Regions from separate parts of the Homo sapiens genome. Here region 2 is linked to region 1. A link is a contact called in ENCODE Hi-C or POLR2A ChIA-PET data. All regions are on one chromosome and are shown on one strand. Each heading gives the region's core, a stretch centred on a gene start or an enhancer-like site at or near the end of the contact. The rest is flanking DNA. Distances are from core to core; before and after follow the strand shown. Region 1 overlaps GPR65 (G protein-coupled receptor 65). Region 2 has its middle 31 kb from the start of KCNK10-AS1.

Region 1 (4,636 bases), core at 1,295-3,794:
TTTAGAGAAATGGCAAATCAACCTCAACTTGTTCAGGACGTGTACAGGCTATGCAATACCTTTGGTCACCATCCTGATCTGCAACCGGAAAGTCTACCAAGCTGTGCGGCACAATAAAGCCACGGAAAACAAGGAAAAGAAGAGAATCATAAAACTACTTGTCAGCATCACAGTTACTTTTGTCTTATGCTTTACTCCCTTTCATGTGATGTTGCTGATTCGCTGCATTTTAGAGCATGCTGTGAACTTCGAAGACCACAGCAATTCTGGGAAGCGAACTTACACAATGTATAGAATCACGGTTGCATTAACAAGTTTAAATTGTGTTGCTGATCCAATTCTGTACTGTTTTGTAACCGAAACAGGAAGATATGATATGTGGAATATATTAAAATTCTGCACTGGGAGGTGTAATACATCACAAAGACAAAGAAAACGCATACTTTCTGTGTCTACAAAAGATACTATGGAATTAGAGGTCCTTGAGTAGAACCAAGGATGTTTTGAAGGGAAGGGAAGTTTAAGTTATGCATTATTATATCATCAAGATTACATTTTGAAAAGGAAATCTAGCATGTGAGGGGACTAAGTGTTCTCAGAGTGATGTTTTAATCCAGTCCAATAAAAATATCTTAAAACTGCATTGTACAGCTCCCTCCCTGCGTTTTATTAAATGATGTATATTAAACAAAGATCAATATTTTCTTAATGACTCAGGGTCTTTATTGTTAATGCCAATTGTTTTTGTATCTGTGCTATAATCCCTTAGAGTCAGTAAAGTATGTAGGGGACTGTTTCTTCCTTTGTGTCTGGGTTTATGATTTTTCTCACTCTTTCTTTGGACTCCAGGGTGTCAGCCATCAGGTCTCCTAATTTTGTGTACCGGTCTCCAACAACCCCAGCTACTGAATACTGCTTCTAATCTCCTCATTCATTAACAAATCTTTATTTTTTTATCTTGTATAAAATAACTGCTTTATTGACACAAAATTTACATAACTTAAAATTCAACTTTGTATTGTGTACAATTCAGTGATTTTTTGTATATTCACAGAGCTGTGCAACCATCACCACACTCAAAAAATTTTCATCACCCACCAAAGAAATCTTATACTCTTAGCAGTCGCTCCCTGCTCTCCCGTCCATGCCAGTTATTAATTTACTTTCTGTCTCTAAGGATTTTCATTACTCTGAACATTTCATATAAATAGAATTATACAATATGTGGCCTACTGTGACGTATTTCACTTAGTATAATGGTTTCAAGTTTTATCCATGTGTAGAATGTATCAGCACTTCATTTCTTTTTATGGCCTGATAGTATTCTGTTGCATGGTTATACTCCATTTTGTTTATCTAATCACTTGGCTTCATTAACAAATATTTATTGAATCCATTCCATAAACTAGGTTTTGAGTTAAGTACTGGGGCTATGAAAGAAATGGTCTCATGAAGCCTCACGAAGTTTACATTAGTTCAAAAGCCTAGTCACCGAGCTTGAAAGATTTCTATATAAAGGAAAAGGAAATAGGCTCTGAGTTTTATTTTGATCTCTTTTTAATTTATAACTGGGTATAACATAGCTGAAATTACCAGAAGTTTAATGCATAGACAAATAAATAGTTCTATTATATCTTTCTTTTTGGACTTAGAATGTTAGAATATTTTGAGAGTTCTTTTTTTTTTTTTTTTTGAGTCAGAGTCTTGCTCTGTAATCCAGGCTAGAGTGTAGTGGTGCGATCTCCACTCACTGCAGCCTCCACCTCCCAGGTTCAAGCGATTCTCCTGCCTCAGCCTCCCAAGTAGCTGGGATTACAGGCACCCACCACCATGCCCAGCTAATTTTTGTATTTTTAGTAGAGACGGGGTTTCACCATGTTGCACAGGCTGGTCTCAATCGAACTCCTGACCTCAAGTGATCATCCCACCTAGGTCTCCCAAAGTGCTGAGATGACAGGCGTGAGCCACCATGCCTGGCAAAGAGAGTCTTGATACAACATATTCTTTTGAATCCTCATTGTGTAAATTGCCTCGTTGTAAATAGACACTCAGTAAACATTTTCCTCACCAAAATATTTTTAAGGATTTTTCTACCCTTCTCCTTTTCTCTTTGCTTTCCTTTTCTTGCCTGTTCTTTCCACTCCCCCCAAAATGATCAGATAGCAAATGTCTTGATAACATGAGGTGCCCTCACATTAAAAAACAAAATATTGAGCCGGGCGCGGTGGCTCATGCCTGTAATCCCAGCACTTTGGGAGGCTGAGGTGGGCAGATCGCCTTAGGTCAGGAGTTGGAGACCAGGCTGACCAATATGATGAAACTCTGTCTCTACTAAAAATTCAAAAATGTGCCAGACCTGGCCTGGTGGCATGTGCCTGTAATCCCAGCTACTTGGGAGGCTGAGTCATAAGCCTGCAATGGGAAAATGGATCGAATCTGGGGTGAGGGGGAAGTGATGTGGGGGTTATGGTACCTCTTTTCTCTTCCAAAGATGCTGTTCTTACTGCATCACTTGTGGCTGGCCAGGAAAAGCCATGCAGGAGTTTTGTTTGTGGCCACTAGGTGACGATCGTGTTCTGTACGGGACCTCTTATTAATAGTTCACCACTAGCCGCCACTCCAGAAGAGCGGAGGAACCCAGGATAATATTTTGTCAACCAAGAAACAAGAAGTCCCTCCCAGGAACTGGAAATGAATGGGGAAAATGCTGAAATCTCATTTGCACTATTCATTTCTCTTCTCTCTGGAAAGCTCGGCAATCATCAGGTCATTTCATTTGGCTTAAATTCCATGTGTCTTTCCAAACTTTTAAAAGCTGGTGAAAATTGTTCCACCCATATGTAAAAGAACATAGGTTAAGTTGTCTAATTCTTGCAGGAATGTGGATATAGCATTAAAAATATGTCTTTGTATACTTATCTTACCCATGTAAGAAAAGAGTGGCCAACTTTCATATAAATAGAAAGAGAACATTTAAGCTATATGCAGTTTGCATTTTTGTCTACTATTATGAAATTATTATCTATGAAATTCAAGCTGTAACTCAACATATGTATAATTTTAATTTCTAATTTATTGTTAGATCTCAGCACTTAAAAAATTACATCTTGTATTTGAATTGTTAAATCTGTTCCCTGCAAAGAACAGTAATACAATCATGTTCTAATTTACTAGCATTTGCATATTTTAGAAATATAATGGCCTGTAATTTACTTTTCTTTTGCCTATAATTTTCTGAAGCTCTTTATGATGCACCGGTGCATTTTTATTTAAAAAATAGATTGTGACTCCTCAAATAATGTTACAATTCGATGTTCAAAAAGCAATCCAGGTACATAGCCATAAAGGGATGAGCTAGAGAGGTCTCCATATTATCATTCAATGTGAGAATAAAAATTCTATATTTTATTCTAGAATAAAATTATAAATTTCTTTATCTAGGAAATGTGTGTTCATTGAACTTCAAATCTAACACAAGCAAGAAAGCTTACCCTGCAATGACTTGATTTGCCAATACTGTTAAAAATATTAACTTTAGTTCTCAGCATTTCATTGAAAGCTGTTAGATATTTGCTTGAGCTTGTAAGCATCCTTCTAAAAGAATTATTTTCAGAATTACTCTAAAATTTCTGGTATTGCCTCCAAGACTGTTGACACTAACAAAAAATTTAACTTGGAAACCTCGATTGAAAATTTAGAAACAATTCTTGTTCTGATCTCCAGAAAGGACAATTTTAAGGGTATTCTCACTGGTAATCACAATTGTTTGTTGGATAAATAAATAATAAGTTAATTAATCAAACAAACTAAAAATGCTGCAGTTTTACAGTTTGTCCTAACCTCAGGATTCAGTTCCTAAAACCTTTAGGGCTATTTGTATTCCTGGTGGAAAATTTTAAGATTATATGGGAAAGTAAGGTTAAAGAGAAAGAGTCTCCCTTTAGGAAAGCTGTTATTAATAATTTTTACATTTGCTGAACTAAAATAGTAGGAACAAACATTAGCAAATGACATTTTATTCATCTTAAATTAGTAGTAACAAGAATTGTCATGTTAATTTCCAGCTATCATTCCTTGCTCATGAGAAATGTTTTTAGGATATCCCTTCCTTAAATTTTTAGTAAGCTGTTCATCAGTTGACTTACTTTTGTTGCAGACTACACAGTGGCATGAATCTCTGTTCATGGAATCAGTGCTGCGAGAAAACATTGTTACATTTTCTTTATCAGCTTAATTGTAAATCCCAGCCCACATACCACCAAGCTATAGGAAATTCCATCTCAGGCATTATGGGATTGTCTTCCCCTTTTTGGTTTACACCAGAATCGGGAGGTTTACATGATGCTAAGAAAATGAAAGGGGTCTTTGATTTATAGTCACCAGTGATGGTAATATTGCCTAACCTTTTAGTGGTTGCTTGATTCCTTTACGGCCTCCCTGAATCTCTTGGGGCACAGGGCAGGACCTGATAGGAGCCAGTTAATGGCCCAGATTCTTGTGCATCAGGTAGAGTTTCCTTCAAAATGTCGTATATCCTCATGCGAACTAAAAATAAAATCCTAAAATTCTAAGCCCCCCAACTGACTGAAAAGACCCCTCTTGGCTGGGGGACCCCAGAGAAACCTTAAAAACTGAG
Region 2 (4,636 bases), core at 1,235-3,734, 120 kb after region 1:
CCACTCCAGACCCTGTTTTCCTGGGTATCACCAGTGGAGGCTGCAGAAAAGCAAATATTCCAGAACGGCAAATGTTGCTGCCTGATCCTTCCTCTGGAAGCTTCCTCTCAGAGGGGTACCTGGCTGTATGAGGTGTCAGTCGGCCCCTTACTGGGAGGTGTCTCCCAGTTAGGCTACTTGGGGGTCAGGGACCCACTTGAGGAGGCAGTCTGTCCGTTCTCAGATCTCAAACTCAGTGCTGGGAGAACCACTACTCTCTTCAAAGCTGTCAGACAGGGACATTTAAGTCTGCAGAAGTTTCTGCTGCCTTTTGTTCCACTATGCCCTGCCCCCAGAGGTGGAGTCTACAGAAGCAGTCAGGCCTCCTTGAGCTGTGGTGGGCTCCACCCAGTTCGAGCTTCCTGGCCACTTTGTTTACCTACTCAAGCCTTGGCAATGGCGGGTGCCCCTCCCCCAGCCTCGCTGCCACCTTGCAGTTCGATCTCAGACTACTGTGCTAGCAGTGAGCGAGGCTCTGTGGGTGTGGGACCCTCTGAGACATGTGTGGGATATAATCTCCTGGTTTGCCGTTTGCTAAGAGCATTAGAAAAGAGCAGTATTAGGGTGGGAGTGTCCCGATTTCCCAGGTACCATCTGTCATGGCTTCCCTTGGCTAGGAAAGGGAATTCCCTGACCCCTTGTGCTTCCCTGGTGAGGCGATGCCCTGCCCTGCTCCATGGGCTGCACCCACTGTCTGACAAGCCCCAGTGAGATGAACCCAGTACCTCAGTTGGAAATGCAGAAATCACCCATCTTCTGCGTTGCTCACACTGGGAGCCGTAGATTGGATATGTTCCTATTCACCCATCTTGGAACCTTCCTTGTAGATTTTTTTAAGTACATAATCTAAAGAGCTGAAATTCTGCCTCTGCACAGATTCCCAAGAGTAGAGGCCACCTAATGGAAAAATTTCTGAAGTTCTCAAAAATTACTGTTCTCAAAAAATTTCTTTCTGGATGCATCCCCTATGTGTCACTACTCTGATGGAAGTAACATTAAGGCATACTGTACACCTTTAGCTGTAGCCTACTGGGAACAGAGAGGCTAGCACTGTGAAAACTAGGGGAACTGACTTGGTTGTAGAGGTCAAGACACCCTTAACAAGAGACTCAAAACAGCAGCCAGAAGCTAAGACACAGCCCCCAGAGGACATGATGAATCCAGGAAATGTTTCAACTAGCATTAATACTTACAGCTGTCAGACATGTTAGGTCAATCATAGTTAGAAGTTTTCAGAGAGCATGACAATTGGAATTCAGAAAGCCAGCAGTGGAGTGAATCTAGGTCATCTATTGTTTGCAATGGGCTACTCCAGTGATCACTTGGGGATATCTGGATGGGTCTGCTCTCCCAAAATAAAAATATCTAAGAAAAGTGTCAGCTAGCCAAGAAAGCTGCAGGCTCAATGCAAGATTCTGATGCCAGCAAGGAGACTGGAGGTGCTTGTCATGAATGCAGGCTGACTTCCGCCTTCAGTGACCCTTGCCCCAATTTCTTGGCTACTTGAGAAGTCTCTATTCAAGACTCACTCCCTCATGGAGTACCTATGTTTCAACTTCCCCTTCATTCTCAGTTGCTTAAAACAAAAGTAGCAATCCCAACTCCCTGCCTTTAAAAGTAAAGGAGATGTACTAATTTGAGCCAAACAGGAGACATTTGCTGCAGGAATTTTCAGTATCAACCAAAGCCAAATCTAGGTATGAGTTGGCCAACCAGGCCTCTTAAATTAAGGTTGATTTTTTGATGGGATGGGGAAAAACAGACCTTGAGTCCCCAAGCAAGAAAGTCCAGTTTAAAAAAAAAAAAAAAGAATTTGCAGGATGAGGAAAAACAGACCTTGAGCCCTCAAGCAAGAAATTGCAGTTAAAAAAAAAAAAAGTTTTTACAAGTTTTATCCTATGGTTCCTGCAAAACCAGGAACTGCCAACCAAGATGACTTCATCCATTGTCTTTTCTGGCCACACATTGCAGTGGTTCCTCCAGATGCTAAATTTTTCTGCTTTTGGGAGCCAAGAACATGCTTCCCATGCTTTTTCCATATTATTTTAAAAAATAGTTTGACTCAACCTTTAAGAATTTAAAATATTGCATTAGTAATGAGAAATCTGACTAGTTCCAGAGAGGAAAAAAAAATGAAATGAACAAAAGCCAGATTTTAAGCATTTTAAATTAAGAAAAAAACTTTATAGACTAGAATTTGGGCGTTAGGAACTGACTTCTTTCAAAACAAGAGGGAGCATAAGCATAGCTTCCAGGAAGGCTCTGAATGCCCTCTATGCAGCAGCTCCCTCTAGCTTTAAATTACTCATGGCTATACTTGGCTTTGAGCCTTAGGTTTTGTTGGAAGTCCATGGCAGATTTGGAAAGAGAACTTCAGATTTCTCACTTCTGAAACCCTGCTCATCTGTTTCTCCTGTCTCTGCCTCTGCAAGGAGGAAGCATGACTCAGGCAACACTCTGTCATCAACAGAAGAGAGGACTGACAAAGAACAGCTCCGATAAGTCCCTGGGGACTTGAACAGTGCCTTCCTATTCTTTAAAAAAATATCCTCTTAAGACATTTAACGTGGAGCCACCAGCACACAACCAAAGAAAATGGTCTTCAGGTTGAGATATGGCCAAGTGAAGCAATTTGTGGGAGAGGAAGAGACCCAACCATTAGCACAAATTATTCTGTCATTCAGGAAGGAAGCTGTGGAGGCTTCCTTATTTCTCATTTGTCTGGGTTTAAGTATCAGTCTACTAAATGCTCGTGGAGTGAAACCCTGTCTGTTTTTGATTCTTGGTATGAATATAGATAATGAAAGAGAGTTTCTAGATTATTTTCAGGAGTTTTCAATAGAAGATGTCAGAAATGTTTCCAAAGGCATAATAGGCTTGTGGCTGTCCATGTTCCAATAAGGAGCTCAACTTGATCCTTTAAAGTGATTCTTCCTGTGAAGAAAGCGGGCTCAGCAAGCACTGGATTGGTCACCCCAGTGGAGACAAAGGGGGCTACGTAAGTCCATGGAGAAGGGATGAAAACTATCTTGGAAAAAATTCAGCCAGAGCCCAAAGAGTCTTCTCCTGGCTTTGCAGAGGGCAAGACCGTCTGTAATGGAACTTCCTCATGATACTTTTGCCTTGGAAAGCATTATGTTTCTCTCCCCCTTGGGTGAATTCTTGCCTACTTTTAAATATCCAGAGTGGAGATAGACATTTTGTGCCTGAAATTACTGCTGTCTTGGTAGGTCTTCAGAATAAAACCAATGTAGCTAAGGGAGTAAGAAAGCTGCATTGGTATATATGGAATGTGGATTTTTATCAGATTGGTACAGAGTTTAACTGGGTATGATATAATCAGGAAATATTTTTATTTTTTCCCACCAATGCCTAGGACAGATTGCATCACTTTCAGTTCCATTTTAGCCGCTAATAAGTTGTCCCATCTTCAGGAGTTAAAAAAAATCTAATCCAGATCATTCTTTATATATATATACTTTAAGTTCTAGGGTACGTGTGCGTGTGCACAACGTGCAGGTTTTTTACATATGTATACATGTGCCATGTTGGTGTTCTGCACCCGTTAACTCGACGTTTACATTAGGTATATCTCCTAATGCTATCCCTCCCCACTCCCCCTACCCCATGACAGGCCCCGGTGTGCGATGTTCCCCTTCCTGTGTCCAAGTGTTCTCATTGTTCAATTCCTACCTATGAGTGAGAACATGCGGTGTTTGGTTTTCTGTCCTTGAGATAGTTTGCTCAGAATGATGGTTTCCAGCTTCATCCATGTCCCTACAAAGGACATGAACTCATCCTTTTTTATGGCTGCATAGTATTCCATGGTGTATATGTGCCACATTTTCTTAATCCAGTCTATCATTGATGGACATTTGGGTTGGTTCCAAGTCTTTGCTATTGTGAATAGTGCTGCAATAAACATACGTGTGCATGTGTCTTTATAGCAGCATGATTTATAATCCTTTGGGTATATACCCAGTAATGGGATGCCTGGGTCAAATGGTATTTCTAATTCTAGATCCTTGAGGAATCGCCACACTGTTTTCCACAATGGTTGAACTAGTTTACAGTCCCACCAACAGTGTAAAAGTGTTCCTATTTCTCCACATCCTCTCCAGCACCTGCTGTTTCCTGACTTTTTAATGATTGCCATTCTAACTGGTGTGAGATGGTATCTCATTGTGGTTTTGATTTGCATTTCTCTGATGGCCAGTGATAATGAGCATTTTTTCATGTGTCTGTTGGCTGCATAAATGTCTTCTTAAAAATCTAATCCAGATCAGTCTTAATCAAAACTTTAACCCTGCATCCAATTAAAACTTCTTTCCCCACCCAGCTCAGTCTTGCTTGGAAATTAGCATCTGGGGAGGAGTCATTGTCTTTTCCTATCACCTCACTCTACTCAGTGCCTACTTCTGGGTTCTCTAGGTACAAGAGTGATGACAGATAAAAGATAAAAGAATGTTTACTTCATTGGTGCTGTTTGCAGTGTTCTCTTGACTCCTGAAGAGCCTCTATTGTGTAAATACTGGCTTATTTTGTGAGAGACAGTAATGGGTACATTGAAGACCACTAAGAAGACCTCCTGTGGTAC

The links. A loop is a pair of places that touch in the nucleus more often than their neighbours do. ChIA-PET counts read pairs that join two places held with the same protein, here RNA polymerase II (POLR2A). Pooled maps may share reads with other maps.
Region 2: a map of Calu3 shows a loop between it and region 1 (6-fold over the local background). The contact joins two enhancer-like sites. A Hi-C loop is called at or near these places in 1 of 168 maps with a recorded cell type or tissue (Calu3) and 8 of 50 pooled maps. POLR2A ChIA-PET finds 5 or more read pairs at or near these places in 2 of 52 experiments (CD4-positive, alpha-beta memory T cell and activated T-cell).

Annotation. Positions count from the first base shown.
Region 1 is chr14:88,011,372-88,016,007 of GRCh38, forward strand. It overlaps GPR65 (G protein-coupled receptor 65), which reads left to right. Exons shown (of 2, transcript NM_003608.4): 2 at 1-3,440. The coding sequence ends at 490. Among named protein-coding and RNA genes, the nearest start is that of GPR65, 8.6 kb to the left of the region's middle. Within about 2 kb of position 2,545, at least 2 of the 41 ENCODE cell types and tissues checked have a DNase peak (open chromatin) inside an H3K27ac peak, as active enhancers do.
Region 2 is chr14:88,127,492-88,132,127 of GRCh38, forward strand. No RefSeq gene overlaps it. Among named protein-coding and RNA genes, the nearest start is that of KCNK10-AS1, 31 kb to the right of the region's middle. Within about 2 kb of position 2,485, at least 6 of the 41 ENCODE cell types and tissues checked have a DNase peak (open chromatin) inside an H3K27ac peak, as active enhancers do.